3 separate regions of the Homo sapiens genome follow, and regions 1 and 2 are each linked to region 3. A link is a loop called in an ENCODE intact Hi-C map of the cell type or tissue named here. Cell type or tissue: Calu3. All regions are shown on one strand.

Region 1 (5,000 bases), 220 kb before region 3:
AAGTTCGGGCTGCACGTGGTGCAGTGTGACAGTGCGAGGAGGGGAAGATTAACTTTAGACAACCTGACAAGCACCACCTCAGCCAGGGGTCAAGGTCAACATCGACAGCAGTAAGTCATGTTGACAGTGTGTACCCTTGATGGAATAGGAGGACACCTTACCTCTGTGGTCTTCCTCCTAATAACACATAACCCATGCATTACCATGAGAAAAACATCAGACAAAACCCCATAGTGGGACATCCTACGAAATGCCTGACCAATAACTCCTCAAAACTGTCAAGATCATCAAAACAAGGAAAGTCTGAGAAAGCTTCACTGTCCAGAGAAGCCTAAATACAATGTCATTTATTGGGAGAAGACAGAAGACAGGGCTGGGCGCAGTGGCTCACACCTGTAATCCCAGCACTTTGGGAGGCTGAGGCAGGTGGATCACCTGAGGTCAGGACTTTGTAGACCAGCCTGACCAACATGGAGAAACCCCGTCTCTACTAAAAATACAAAATTAGCCAGGCCTGGTGGCGCATGTCTGTAATCCCAGCTACTCGGGAGGCTGAAGCAGGAGAATCGTTTGAACCCGGGAGGCGGAGGTTGTGGTGAGCCGAGATTGCACCATTGCACTCCAGCCTCGGCAACAAGAGCTAAACTCCGTCTCAGAAAAAAAAGAAAAAAAAAATAGAAGACAGTAGGTAAACACTAAGAAAATCTGAATCAACGATATGGACTTCCATTAGGAGAGAGGAAGGAGAGAATGAAAGCAATCACTTTGCCTGCACTAAAACTAGCAATATTTGACTGGACCCAAAAGGCTTTGTACTGTTATTAAATAAAATTTGGAAAAAGTATTTCATCTTTTTTATGCCTTCCAAGTTTCTATTTATAATACATGCAGATAATTTTAAAATAACTATACATAGTTTAAAATAACTGTATATATAGTACACACTATAAATGTTTTATTGATGGAGGGCACTGCTCTAATCGGAAAGAGGCAGGGACTTCAAAATTTTAAGTTCAACCAAGCTGGGCACAGTGGTTTATGCCTTAATCCCAGCACTTGCAAAGCTGAGGTGGGTGGATCACTTGAGGTCAGCAGTTCCAGACCAGCCTGGCCAACATGGTGAAACCTTGTCTCTACTAAAAAACACAAAAATTAGCCAGGTGTGGTGGTGCACGCCTGTAATCCCAGCTACTCTGGAGGCTGAGGCACGAGAATCACTTGAACCCGGGAGGCTGAGGTTGCAGTGAGCCGTCACTGTACTCCAGCCTGGGCAACAGAGCAAGGTTCCGTCTCAAAAAAAAAAAAAAAAAATCAATCAGATCTGGGTTATCTTGTATCTTGGCCACAGATCTCTGACAGATTCCTCAAGAATGTCATGCCCCCAGCCAGGCGCGGTGGCTCACACCTGTAATCCCAGCACTTTGGGATGCCGAGGCGGGCAGATCACAAAGTCAGGAGATTGAGACCATCCTGGCTAATACGGTGAAACTCCATCTCTACTAAAAATACAAAAAATTAGTCAGGTGTCGTGGCACGCGCTTGTAGTCCCAGCTACTCAGGAGGCTGAAGCAGGAGAAATTGCTTGAACCCGGGAGGTGGAGGTTGCAGTGAGCCAAGATTGCGCCACTGCACTCCAGCCTGGGCGACAGAGTGAGACTCTGTCTCAAAAAAAAAAAAAAAAAAGTCATGTCCCATCCATTTCAAGGATTCTGGGGGCCGGGGGCGGGGGAACTCATGTCTCCTGTCACATTCTCTGGGTATCTGGGCTGCTCCACAGTGGAAATGCACTAACCAAGTCCATGGTTGCTACTGCCTGTCAAAAGTATGCAACCACAGAGGGCAGAACAGACACGACTTCCCCTTATTTCATAGGCGGTAACAGGAAAGATACCAGCTGACACCCATTTCCTTGTCTTATAAGGACCGCTTTACCCTTTGCCCCAGAAAAGAGTCCATTGTACATAACCACAGCATTTGGCTCTGCCCCTAACAGCGTGTGACCCTGTGGCCATGTTTCAGCTGTGAAATAATCAGGAGTCATAAGGTCCCTTCCAGTTCCCTGTATCCATTCTGTCTATGTCCATGACTTCAAAGTACCGCAAGACAGCATGTTCCTTTTTTAAATACTTTTTCACCTGCTCCTATGATAGTGGACCCTTGGGCCTCTCCAAAACTTAGGGACTCATTACATCCTCATCTGTACCTCCTAAAGAGCTTTGTCAGTTGTCACAGCAACAGAAACCAGAGATCAGGGCATCTGATGTCCTGGCTCAAACCTCAGCTGCTGAGCTCTGATTTGCAACTGAAAGCAGACAGGCAGGTAGGAGGACCTTCGCACCTGTCAGCACCAGCACCTGAGGCTGGCCGCAAGGTGGGCAGGGCCACATTCCCCAGAGGTCAAGGCTGAGTCACCAAGGCAGAAACCAGGAGCTTCTCTCAGTTCCCGGGAGGTGGGTGAGCCACCAGGGAGCAGAGTGGAGCCTGCCTAGGGTGAGGCCGCCTGGCAGCCCTGCCTCTCATTCATTTCCACGTCATCTCTCAGGCCTCCCCAGTTCTCAGCTAACCCCGACTGTCTCTGCAATGACCCCATTTGGGTAATGAACGTGTAAATAGAAACCACTGCACTTTCACCAGCCCCAAACTCCTCTCTAACCCATCAGCAACAGGAATGTGAGTAACAGGTAAGAGACTCGAGAGCTGAGCAGCTGGATGGGTATTGGCTGCCATGCCCCCGCCCCTGCCTCCCCCAGGACTGAAGTACACTGAATAAAGGAAGAACTCCCACCGAGCTGGGTTTGCATCTCTGCTCCACCCCTTACTGCTCCGTGGAAGACCTCAGCGTCATTTCTGGAAGAGGGGAATGCCTCAAAAGGTTAAGACTAAATGGAGCTGGGCATGGTGGCTCACGCCTGTAATCCCAGCACATTGAGAGGCCGAGGCGAGTGGATCATGAGGTCAGGAGTTCGAGACCAGCCTGGCCAACGTGGTGAAACCCTGTCTCTACCAAAAATACAAAAAAAAATTAGCCAGGCATGGTGGTGCACGCCTGTAGTCCCAGCTACTCGGGAGGCTGAGACAGAATTGCTTGAACCTATGAGGCAGAGGTTGCAGTGAGCTGAGATCGCGCCCCTGCACTCCAGCCTGGGCAACAGACTCTGTCTCAAAAAAAAAGAAAAAAAGACAAAAATGCGCCTCTGACTTGGAGGCAGCTAGTACATGGCAGGCACTAAAATCAATGAAGCTGGTCTGTTAGCTTTGAAATCAGAATGACCCTGAGATCAGTTTCCAGCTGATACTACAGAGGGTCAGGTGATAACACTCTTCAGAGCACTCCAGCAGAAACTGGTTTCAAAAAACAAAAAAGTTCCCTCTTCTTCAGGGCTTTCCTGGCAGCAACTTCAGTGACCAATGCAGGCAGAAGGGAGAGGCTGATGGGGAAGTGGTAATCATTATAAAGAACCAACCTGTTCACCTGGCTCACAAAATGCTTTCCTGGCTCATAAAACACTCCCTAGTCCAGTATCCTAGGGAAGATTCGTCACGTATGTACACACATGTACATCTACACACAGCTATATATGACATTACCTTGATAACTACTCTGTATATTTAAACTGGCATTAAACTAGGGTAGGGACTGAGATTTACCCCTGAATTGACCCTCTTCCCTGTAGCTGGGCATTAAAAAGATCTTAGCTCAGTAGATAAAACTGGGCCCAGGCAGAAAGCCCTCTAAGCAGTTGCCAAGGCAACAAACCAAACACCCCCATCAGTGAGGTGACAGGGCCTCCCAGTGTCAGGTTATTTAAGCAAATGGAAGCTGCAAGCATTCCTCTGAAAATTCAGCCACAAGCCCTACTCATTGTTCCCAGTAGCATTAAGAAGTCTCATATTAATAAATATCAGTAGCCTAAATTTTGCCAGACAAATGCTCTGTGCAGATGTTCCCTCTTACTTTGCTTTCTAAATGCGAAACGGCGCTGGAAGCCTTGAGTCACAGCTTGAGCAGACGTATTTCCGCCTGTGAGGTGCAGCTGGGGTCCTTCGTGGAACGAAGTTATCACCCTCCTGGAGGAAGGGGGTAGGACCATCACGCAGATCAATGCCGCAGTCAGTGAAACGAGCAGTCTCGGTGGAAGTTAAAGTATTTATTGATGTGTTTAAACTGTGTACATTCTCCACAGATCATATTAAGGAGTTTGTAGGTGAAGTTTAATCTGTGCATAGTGGGTAGAGACATGAATAGGGTCAAAGGGGAGGAAAAAGGAAAAAAACAAAACAAAAACAGTCACAGGAAAATAAAAATACACCACAGGTTACCAGAACCTTCAGATTTAAAATAAAAAGAAAGAAAAAGCAGAAGCAGTGAGCATCGACATCAACTGTACAAGCATTACAAAGACTCCTGTGACGAAAACACAATTGTTCAAAGCTTTCCACAGTGTCCACAGACTCAGTTTCAGGGACAGCCTGGACTACTTTCCTTTCACACAAACAAACCTCCCCGTGTTCTCTCCTGGGCCAGCGGCCGCCTCCTTGGTGTGGTCTTCTCTGAGTGAATGTCACAAGGCCGGTGACAGGAGGGGGTGGAGGTGAGGGGACAAAGTAGAGGCCGAGGGTCAGTGCCTTTGGAGAAAGTCCAGAGAGGAGGAGCCTGCACATCTGGACATAGTTGGAAGGGGAAGTGAACGGTAAAAAGCTACGGTAGGTAAACAACAGACAGTGAAGAATGTCAAATATAAGCTACAGGCTAATCTCTGTGGAAGCACTGGATTCCGAAGGAAAGCAGCAGCGGACACCCTCATCTGTATACACTAAGCTCTCTAGAAGACGCTGGAATAAAATGCCTTTAACGTCCTTGGTGACAGGACTTTTATGGAGACACACAGGTATCCAGCCGTGGAAACACTGGACTTCAAGAAACTGGTCCTTTCACATCATTTTGCGAGGGTCTCTCACGTGCTTCAGTGGCCATTACAGTTCCCTATTCCACCCCATTT
Region 2 (5,000 bases), 210 kb before region 3:
CCTGGACCTACTGCCTGACCTCTGCCTCACCTAAATCCTACATCCCCACATAACATCCAACAGAAATTTCTATCTTAACATGTATCAAGAGAGCTCCGGATTTCCTTCTCCACCTCAGTCAGCCATGGTACCACCATCCCCGAGCTGCTCCCAGTGGAACCCTAAGTGCACTTCTTGATGCCGCTCCCCCAACCCCACACGCAGCCCTGGGCGCAGCCCCACACACTCCCACCAGAACACATCCTACAGACCATCCCCAGCTGTCCCTGGGGTGCTCCTTCTCCTACCCCGTCACCCCTTCAGTGCATACTCCCAACAGCTCTCTCCTGAATTTCTAAAATCGCTTCCTGGCTGGTTTCTAATTTTAATCGACTACACACAGCAGCCAAGTGAGCTTTTAAAAATTCATAATCCAGATCTAGTCTTTCCCTAGCTGAAAATCCTCTAACGGCTTCCCATTATCCTAGAATAAAATCCAAACTCCTTGATTTTGCTGAAATTTCTTCCTCATCTGGTCCCTGCATACTTTGGCCACATCCCCTTTGCTATGTTGTAGCCACACTGATCTACTCAAATGTGATGCCTGACTTCCACCTGGGGCCTTTGTAGCTGCCGCTCCCTCTGCTACCAACGTGCTCTCCCGCTGTGATCTTACCATTCGGATCTCAGGCCACCGTCCCCAGAGGCAGCCGCCCCGACTGGCCACTCTCTAGCACTCTGCCCGAGTTTTCACACTGCACAGCACCTATCACCAGCTGACACTTATTTTCTTGTTTTACTATCTGTTTTTCTCTTATCAACACATCAACTCCAGCAGGTACCATCTGCTCGTGGACCATTTTACTCTGTGACACGCACGCAGCAGCCATAATAAAACTTGTTGAATAAATGAAGAAGATAAAGACCGGGAGAGGAGGAGGTGAGAATTTATATAAAATCAGGTGCTTGAAATAATCAGAACGAAGGAGGAAAACGGGAACAGGAAACTCGTAGTCTCTTGCAATTTCACACCCCAGATATTCTTCCGCTAACAGAGTGAAGGTCAGTGAAGCCCGAGGCTCCATGGCTCACAGCCAGTGCACCTGTCCTTGGTTCCTCCTTCACCTTGCCATGAAAGCTCCAGTGGACTCCAGGCTTCTGAAGCCAGGATGTGCTAATGCCCCACTTCACCGGCCTTGCTTGCTCATCTCTCTCTACTCTTGCCCAGCTTTCACTCCTGAGCCTCTGCAAGAAGTCCCGTATGACCTTGACACAAAGAGCTGGTACCCACCAATTTCCTCTTGAATTTCTTGGGCTACATAAGGTACTTTGTAGAGCAGAGAGAGGCTTTGGTTCCTCCTTTCTTCAATCACGTGGAGATGTGTCATCACCTGGAAGCAGAGTTATGGTGGAGAGGTGTTGTGACTGAAAACAACTAGGCCAGGAGGGAACTTGCAGCTGGAACATCGACACAACTTCTGGAAAAACCACTTTACAAAGCATATTCTCTACAGAGTCTAGCAAAGCAACTGGTCAGGGGAAATGTATTAATCCTCACGCCATATTTACTGACTGCTAAAGTATAAGAACGTGTTCAGCCTGGGCGTGGTGGCTCACACCTGTAATTCCAGCACTTTGGGAGGGTGAGACAGCAGGATCACTTGAGCGAAGGAGTTTGAGACCAGCCTGGTCAACATGATGAAACCCTGTCTCCACCAAAAATACAAAAATTAGCCAGGCATAGTACTGTGTGCCTGCAGTCACGGCTACCTGGGAGGCTAAGGCTGGAGGATCACTGGAGCCCAGGAGGTTTAGGCTACAGTGAGCTATGACTGTGCTACTGCACTCCAACCTAGGCAACAGAGCAAGATCCTGTCTTAAAAAAAAAAAAAAAGACTGTATAATTCCCCCAGCTGACATGAGAATTTATCTGGAAAGTGCTCCAAATTAAGAGACAATTTATTTAAAAATGGCCACTAGCTACTGGATTTTCATACAAGGCACTTACTACTAATTATATTGAGCCAAAAAAAAAAAAAAGAACTCTAATTTGTACAATGCCGAATGTTCAGTAAGGTTTTGCTGAGTGAAAGAAGAGTCAGTTGATTTCTACCACTGGTCAGATTAGATGGGATTAAAAAAGACTGAAATTACTGGCTGAAAAGCAGACTTGGCAACAGAGGGAACCATTATGGATTTTGCTTAGTGAAGCAATTGCTTAAATGATTATTGTGGTAAATAAAGAATTAGTTTATTCCTATTTAACTAAATTGCTATTTTTTGAAAAACTCATGCTGAGGTATAAATAAACCTGATTTTAAGGGGGTGATAAAGGAAGACTCATCTACCGTAGCTCACTGCCTTTTCTGAATGCAAAAGTTCTAAGGTTATTCATTATTTAAAAAAAAAAAAAAAGGCCATTAGAAGTGGTCACTATTTTTACAGTTTTCCAGGATGGAAGTGAAAGGTGACGGGCTAGCATCCACCCCAATGACACGGCGAGGTGTGTTGCTGTAGCTCCCACAAGCTTTTCAAGCTAAGTCATCCCCGCCTGGTTAGACCTGCAATTACCAAGCTTTTCCTAAAGAGGGTGCTGGAAACCAGTGGATTAATTATGTGGGCCTGAAGCCATTAACATGAAGGATCAAAATGAAAAAAAAAGCTAAATGGAAAGATGCTTTTATTGTAGACTGACATCTCTCTGACCTTTCAAAGCAAGGATGAAAGCAATTTAATTTTATATTTGCCATTCTGTCAATCAAGGAAAGCACAAGAGTGAGTGCCTTGAAGAAAAAATGCAAATGAAGCCAAAATGCAACACCCACGGGTTCAGCAAGTGTTGTCCTGCTACACCTCCCAGAGGAACCGGGAGCCGTGTGAGACAGGAAGGTTCATACACTCACAGAGGACAAGAACCACAGAGCGGGAGACTGCAAATTAGTGTCTCTACAGCAAACCATTGGCTATAGTATGGGGGTAAAAGCACCATCTCACTCATATCCAGACAAGCAGACATGGCACAAGTTACAACAGGCTGAATATCTGCAAATTTTTCTGGTGTTTAGATAACAGAATAGGGAACAAGGCAGAAGGTAAGCTTTGCCAGAATTAAAGCTAAGAGCAGGTAGTAAGTAGCAGACAGGAGAGCTGGGTTTTCTCCCCAAAGGTGTTTAAATGGGAGCATTCTACTTCCCACATTACTTGGTGTGGAAGCTTGATCTCACTTGCAGGAATTCTCTATTAATTTAATATACTGATCAAAATCTCTCCTTCCCTTCTACTCTCACACAAAACTGGCTAGAATACAACACGATAATTTAATTTTAAACCAGAAAGTTTGGAAAGTGATTAAGTCTTTTCAAAAAATCAAGTAGACCCCAAGAGCCTAGGCCCTGTCAAGATGCATGCGTTTTCCATCCAGGCCTCTTGGACTTTCTCCTCTTCTGCTACATCCAGCGTGAAGCAAAGTCCTGAGCTCCAGGCCCACACCAGATGCCCCTTAGGGTCTCCAACCCAGCCCCTTTCCACGTTCTTCCCACTCTTTAGAAGCCTGAGTTCTTTTATTCCCCAAAACAACCAGCTTCTGAAGTGAACTCTGTATATCTAAGAACACCTGCTCTAGGCTGGGAGTGGTGGCTCACACCTGTAATCCTAGAACTTTGGGAGGCAGAGGTGGGCGGATTACCTGAGGCCAGGAGCCCAAGACCAGCCTGGCCAATATGGTGAAACCCCGTCTCTACTGAAACTACAAAACTTAACCAGGTACTGTGGTGGGCACCTGTAATCCCAGCTACTTGGGAGGCTGAAGCAAGAGAATCATTTGAACCCGGGAGGCAGAAGTTGCAGTGAGCTGAGATGGTGCCATTGCAACCCAGCCTGAGTGACAGAGTGGGACTCCATCTCAAACAAACAGACAAAAAAACACCTGCTCTTCACCTTTACAGTTATTATCTCTACACTAGCGTGTGAGCTGCTCAAGGGCACTCAAGGGAGTCAACCCGGCAGCACTGAATGCCAGTGTGGAGTCTGGCACTGAGACAGACCCCCAGCTCCACAAATGGAGCAGCTCAGCTCCAATACTCCAAAGGCCTTTAGGCCTTTAGGCACATTACCTTTTCATCTTCACACTCATAGCAGCTGTGGGGAAGGAGGGTTTCTGGGCTGACAGGCCAGCACCCGTGCAGTAAGTGAGCCCATGTACCCTGACACTCACAATCAGCACAGCACTGTATTTACAATATGAGAGGAAATCAAGTAAGATCAGCGTTGTTACTATAAGGCCCTCTAGGAAAACTAAGGCTGAGCTAGGAGACTTCCTGGTTTAAACGGAAGCTAGCAGTCTTGTAGGCAAGCTCATTTTTATGAATACAAAAAAGTAAAACTCAAGTTAATATATGAACAACACCAATATTAGAAGTAGGAACCAGAAACAAACCTCTGTAGATGAAAGTAAAGCTGGACAAAACCTAGGAATGTAAAAGTGTCTGTCTAAACAAAAACTATACTGCACAAAACAAGAGACCAATTTTTAAGATCTGCTTGATAAATATACCTAGAAAAGGATCTTGAATATTGGTTCTGGCAATACCCTAAATCAGAAATAAATGATATAAAAAATTCAGAAATTGTTTAAGTATAAAGCAGTTAATATAAAAAAGTATTTAAAAAGATGTTTTAAAAACAGTGACCTTGCAAAAACCAGTTCACGTACCGAATGTCTTCGGAAATCAAAACTCATTTTCTAAGGACTAGTAGCAAATGCAACTAGCAGTGCTGGTCAACCATTAGTCAAGGCATTATGTTCCCCACTGGAAATGCCCTCACGGCAGCAATTTCTACTACATCTACTGTACCTGGGATTTCATCTGGGCCGCCTTTTCTGGGTCAACAGCCAACACATGCTGGTAATGACGGATGGTATGTAAGCGATCTTTGTTCTCAGCACGGACATAACGCCGTAAGGCCTGGAGAATGCGATGAGGCTGCAAGAGAGAACAGTTGTTTTAATATCCAGAGACTAG
Region 3 (5,000 bases):
ATTCACATAAATCTGAATCCTTTCAAGAAATTCTCGTGGCATAAAGTTTACCCTTTAAAGTGGTTTTTAGAACATTCTGAAGCTGTGCAATCTTCACCACTCTCTAATTCCAGCACACTTTCATCACCCCCAAAAGAAACCTGGTATCCATTACCCCCAAAAGAAACCTGGTATCCATTTCCTTCTCCATCCTGCCGCTGGCAAGGACTACCCTTCAGTTCTTTTTATTGTTTTTTTGTTTGTTTGTTTGTTTGTTTTGTTTTTGCTAAATGTTTTAATCAAGCTTCAAATTCTTTTTCTCATGGATTTCAACAAGTAACATTTGACTGACTTGCTCCAGCCTGATTCCTGCATGTGTGACTTAACCTAAGTCTTTTCCTCCAAATCTTCCATTTTTATCCTGTTCCACTGTGGGATTTGTTTTATTATACAAGTCTTCTATTGGGAACACTTTTTTTGTTACTTAAACCCTTTCAAAAGAAAACCCACATACATAGATGTAAAACAAAACACAAAAAAATTTCATCTCTTTAAGATGAGCTTCTTTGAGGATGGCTTCATTTTCAGTGTCTTCACCAGAAAAATCTCCTTTCAACTGTGTGTGTCCTAGAGTTGAACTTCTATGGGAAGTCTGTGATTGCAGAGATCATCCTCTCTTTCTCTGTAAAAGTGTGATCCAGTTGCACTCTTAATTTCATCACTAAATGATCACATTTGTGTATGTCTTTCAGAATGCAGCTCTTCAGCATCTGTTTATTCGGAAGTCCTTCCGGCCTTTTAAATGCTTGCAGTGTGGGAAGGCCTTCCGGGAAAAGGACAAACTGGACCAGCACTTACGCTTCCATGGGCGGGAGGGGAACTGCCCACTGACCTGTGATCTCTGTAACAAGGGCTTCATCAGCAGCACATCCTTGGAGAGCCACATGAAGCTCCACTCAGACCAGAAGACTTACTCTTGCATTTTTTGCCCAGAATCCTTTGACCGCCTTGATTTGTTGAAAGATCATGTGGCCATTCATATCAATGATGGCTACTTCACCTGCCCAACTTGTAAGAAACGGTTCCCAGATTTTATCCAGGTGAGTGTCTACTACTGAGATTCCTGTCTGCTTCCTTCTTTTGGTAAAAGAAACTTCGATTTTTGGAAAACCGAGACTGCCTAGCACCTGCATTTCCATCCCTTCTTTGAAACAACTTTACAATTGAGAACAATATTTCTTCAATCAAACTACTTTTATACACAAGATTATTATGACCCTTAATTGTCCAGATCAGACATTGACATTGAAGTGTTTAAGTTACAAGTAATAAACACCCAGATCTATTATAATTTTTAAAAAGTCTTTCATAATCCATGTCAATGTCTATTGCTTATAAAATATACCGAGCCTGTAGAAGACATACTCCCGTTTCTGAGGGGCTGGGAACATCTCCCTACTACTACTGTGGTTTCCTGCTTGCTTTAACCAAGGCCATACATTTTGGAAGGAAACAAAGAGAAAGTTGGTATATAATATACTTTTGTATCAGGAACCGACTGCCTCCTCCCCTGTAGTGTATTCTTTGTTGGAGCAAAATGGGTGAAGATAAATTTCAGAATACTCATGATTTCATTTGGACTTTAAGTGATAAGATTTTCCTGTGCTAGTCAGTGAATAACGAAACATTTTGTAAAAATACACTTTTTCAATTACCAAAGGAAAAGAAGACTAGGGATTTAATTTTAGTTCTGCTAGTGTTGAGAGTCTTGGAAATTTTCTCACTTCACACAAACTAGTAGAAAGATTGCTTTAAGGCATAATTTAATGGCAAAAGAAACTCCAAAAATAATGAAGCAAACTATCTTATAGGAATAGTTTGGTAAGACTCACTACTTAGCTTCCATCCTCAGCTCTTTCTCATTGGATATGTGTGGCTAAGAGAGTTCAGAAGCCCTATTCCTTTATTTATCTAAAAGTAAGGGAAGTAAGTCCCAGTTGAGAAGTGACGCCAGCGTCATATTGCTCTCACAAACCGGTAATGTCTTCTGTATCCACTCATTCATGTCTTTAATTCTTCAGAACTTAATTTTATAAGAAGATGTAAAAGGATCAAAAGGGGCTAAATTGCTTCTGTGCAGATTAAAGACGGAGAAAAGTAAGGAAGAATTGGTTTTTGTCTTCCTATAGATCCTTTTTAGCAAGATTTCATTTAAACCCAAAGGAACTTTTGCTTTTTATCTTTAAAAAATGGGCTTCAAGTGATCAGGGCTTTGACCAAGCAAGCACTCTCTCTCTCTCTCTCTCTCTCTCTCTCTCTCTCTCTCTCTCTCTCTCTCACGTTTCAAGTCATCGGGGAGGTTCGGATTTCTAAGGCTTTCTGGCTACTTGTTTTATTTCTTTGTGACAGGGACAGTATGTGTTATTGAGGCCAATTATCACATCTGATTGGATTCCTCGGCGGGGTTGATGAAAACCCATGGTAATGCGTTTGGCTCCCTCTAGCGTTGACAAGCTGCCTTTGGTCATTTCATTTGGTGCCTGCGTCCCCTGAATTTTCCTGTGGTTCTTATCACCAGGTGAAAAAACACGTGCGCAGCTTCCACTCAGAAAAGATCTACCAGTGCACAGAGTGTGACAAGGCCTTCTGTCGCCCCGATAAACTGCGACTCCACATGCTCCGGCATTCGGACCGCAAAGACTTCCTGTGTTCCACCTGTGGGAAGCAATTTAAGGTATGACACCAAGGCACAGCCCAAGGTGGTTCTCGTGGCCACTGGAATTATAGCAAGCTGAGGGTAAATGCCTGTTCATTTCATCAGTTTATCACCCACCTCTGATGAACTGGACCTGAGATACTCTTTGGGCCTTGTGTTTGACTTAGTTATAAAATTAAGGGGGAAAACTTACTCATTTCCTCAAAATAGTTAATTCAAATCCCCAAACAAGTAGAGTAAAAATGCATCATCTCCTAAAAGAATCCAAATGTATAATGACAAGTATAACTAAATCGCTATTGAGATTTCCTAACAGACCAAAACCTTTACTTAACATTCAGATCAGGAGGTTTTTGTTGAGCACTGATGAAGTATAAGAGCCCGTAATTGAGCCTTGCAGCCAGCAGGACGCTCATCTAATTCAGGTGGGAAATCTGAAGAATGCTGAGAAGGCTTAGACTACTTTGGAGAATGTTAATGACCTCAAAGATTAAAACATTATGAGTATCCGTAACCCACCTGGAACTTAGAAGAAGCCGAGCAAAACCCTGCAGGGGACCCAGAAATAAAAGTTAAATAAATAAATGTAAAAACAATGAAATATGCTTCATTGGGAAATAAGGTGATTCTGCAAAAATGTCACTGGAAGACCTTCTGCTGAAAATGATTGTAGGTCACACTCTCATAGAAACTGGAAAAGAATCAGAAATTGATTCAGGAGAGGAAAACTAAGGGTATATTTGTAACAGATGCAAAGAAATTAAAGAGAAATAGAGTTTGCAAAGCTGGTTTTATGGTAAGTGTGTTATAGAATATAATTTAATGGCTTTGAATATATAACAGCACAATTTAGAATTCCGTAGAGAACTCCAGTGTGAAAAGTATAAGTAGGTCTGGGATTTTTCTGTTCTTAAAAAAAATCATATCTAAAAGGATTCCTGTTTTGCGATACTGTTTGGCCATCCATCCATCCCATCCAGCCAGTGTTTTTTGATTTTTCATTTTGTGCCAGATACCATATTTTAACACCTTGGAATATTTCTTTAAAATTTCTTTGCTTGCTTTCATTTTCTCTTTTACTTTCACCCAGTATATTCAACCACAGTTCAATCAGGGAAGCAAAGCCACTGTGAATGTTACAGAAGAAGATTTTCTTACAGGACTAAGAACTTAATTATAGGAGAAGATGGAGAAGTGAGGGTTGAAGGGAGAAGCTGGGAGGTCGGAAGTCAGCAGTATGCCCACAGAAGTACTGGTCTGGGTGGTCAAATGGGAAGTTACCTGGGAATCTGGGAACCAAGCACTTCCTCCTGCAGAGGGGCCCAGGAAGGAGAGCTGGTGTGGTCTGTGAAAGACTGTGTCACTGCATCTGGTGGTGGATGTGGAGCTGGCCAGCAGGGCTGGCAGTCAGGAAGACAGCTGGTGGCTGGGTGGGAAAGAGAGGATAAGTAGGGACCCACAGGTACCTCTACATGACACCGTCTAGAGCAGCACGGAGCTGCTTCCTTTCCACCTTCCAGGCTGGTCTGAGTTTCTCTTTGGCTAACCCCAACTCGGAACCATGCTGGGAAGAAGACTCCCTTCAAATGTAGTTCCCCTTAGCCAAGTTGACCCAGCACAAAACCACTACCACCTACCTTCCTGGCATATTTTCAAAGTAGAATCAGAGTAATTTTTCTAGAGAACAGCTCTGATGTCATGTCCTTTCTGAAAAACTCTTAAATAGCTCTTCACGCAGATAAATCCCGAAGTTCTTGTTACTTCTAAGATGCTACAGGATCTGGCTCCTGCCAGCCTCTCTGGTTCCTGCCTCCCCGTGTGCTCAGGGTGACCTGAACTCCATAGCTTTACCCAGGTGTGGCATACTCTCTCTCCTTGGGCCTTTGCACTTGCTCTCACTCCTCCTCCTGACTTGAAATGCATTTTCAAACTGTCATATTCCTTCACCTGGCTAATGTCACTTCATATGGGGCATTTCCTGATCCCTGGATTAACTGCTGCTTCTCCCACCAATTCCCACAGGGCCTTTTGCTGGTGACCCTGTCATAGCATTTGTGTATTGCATTTGCCTGTCCTGCTAAGTATAAGCTCCATGAGGGCAGCATTGAAGTCAAGGTGGGACCTTCCAACTTCAGGGAGCTCACACTAGAATAGAGAAAAGAATAAAGTGGCCGGGTGCGGTGGCTCACGCCTGTAATCCCAGCACTTTGGGAGGCCAAGGTGGGCAGATCACCTGAGGTTGGGAGTTCGAGACCAGCCTGACCAACATGGAGAAAGCCCATCTCTACTAAAAATATAAAAGTAG

The links. Peaks named below come from ENCODE experiments on the same cell type or tissue, not always from the same donor. Only the 100,000 strongest peaks of a DNase experiment are listed, where the experiment ranks them.
Region 1: a loop joins it to region 3, with 4 times the contacts of the local background. A loop is called at or near these places in 105 of 110 quality-filtered maps.
Region 2: a loop joins it to region 3, with 10 times the contacts of the local background. A loop is called at or near these places in 107 of 110 quality-filtered maps.

Annotation. Positions count from the first base shown.
Region 1 is chr11:130,143,939-130,148,938 of GRCh38, reverse strand. It overlaps APLP2 (amyloid beta precursor like protein 2), which reads right to left. Exons shown (of 17, transcript NM_001142276.2): 17 at 4,134-5,000. Among named protein-coding and RNA genes, the nearest start is that of ST14, 13 kb to the left of the region's middle. RefSeq lists enhancers at 2,044-2,093, 1,881-3,080 and a silencer at 3,151-3,445. In Calu3, no CTCF peak of the experiment used is centred here; DNase peaks (open chromatin) are centred at 1,378, 1,894, 2,428 and 3,765.
Region 2 is chr11:130,129,999-130,134,998 of GRCh38, reverse strand. APLP2 (amyloid beta precursor like protein 2) reads right to left here. Exons shown (of 17, transcript NM_001142276.2): 11 at 4,833-4,961; 12 at 1,271-1,370. Among named protein-coding and RNA genes, the nearest start is that of ST14, 27 kb to the left of the region's middle. In Calu3, a CTCF peak has its summit at 2,540; a DNase peak (open chromatin) is centred at 2,558.
Region 3 is chr11:129,920,961-129,925,960 of GRCh38, reverse strand. It overlaps PRDM10 (PR/SET domain 10), which reads left to right. Exons shown (of 21, transcript NM_199437.2): 12 at 732-1,079; 13 at 2,558-2,713. Among named protein-coding and RNA genes, the nearest start is that of NFRKB, 28 kb to the right of the region's middle. RefSeq lists an enhancer at 1-25 and a silencer at 2,401-2,500. In Calu3, no CTCF peak of the experiment used is centred here; a DNase peak (open chromatin) is centred at 2,470.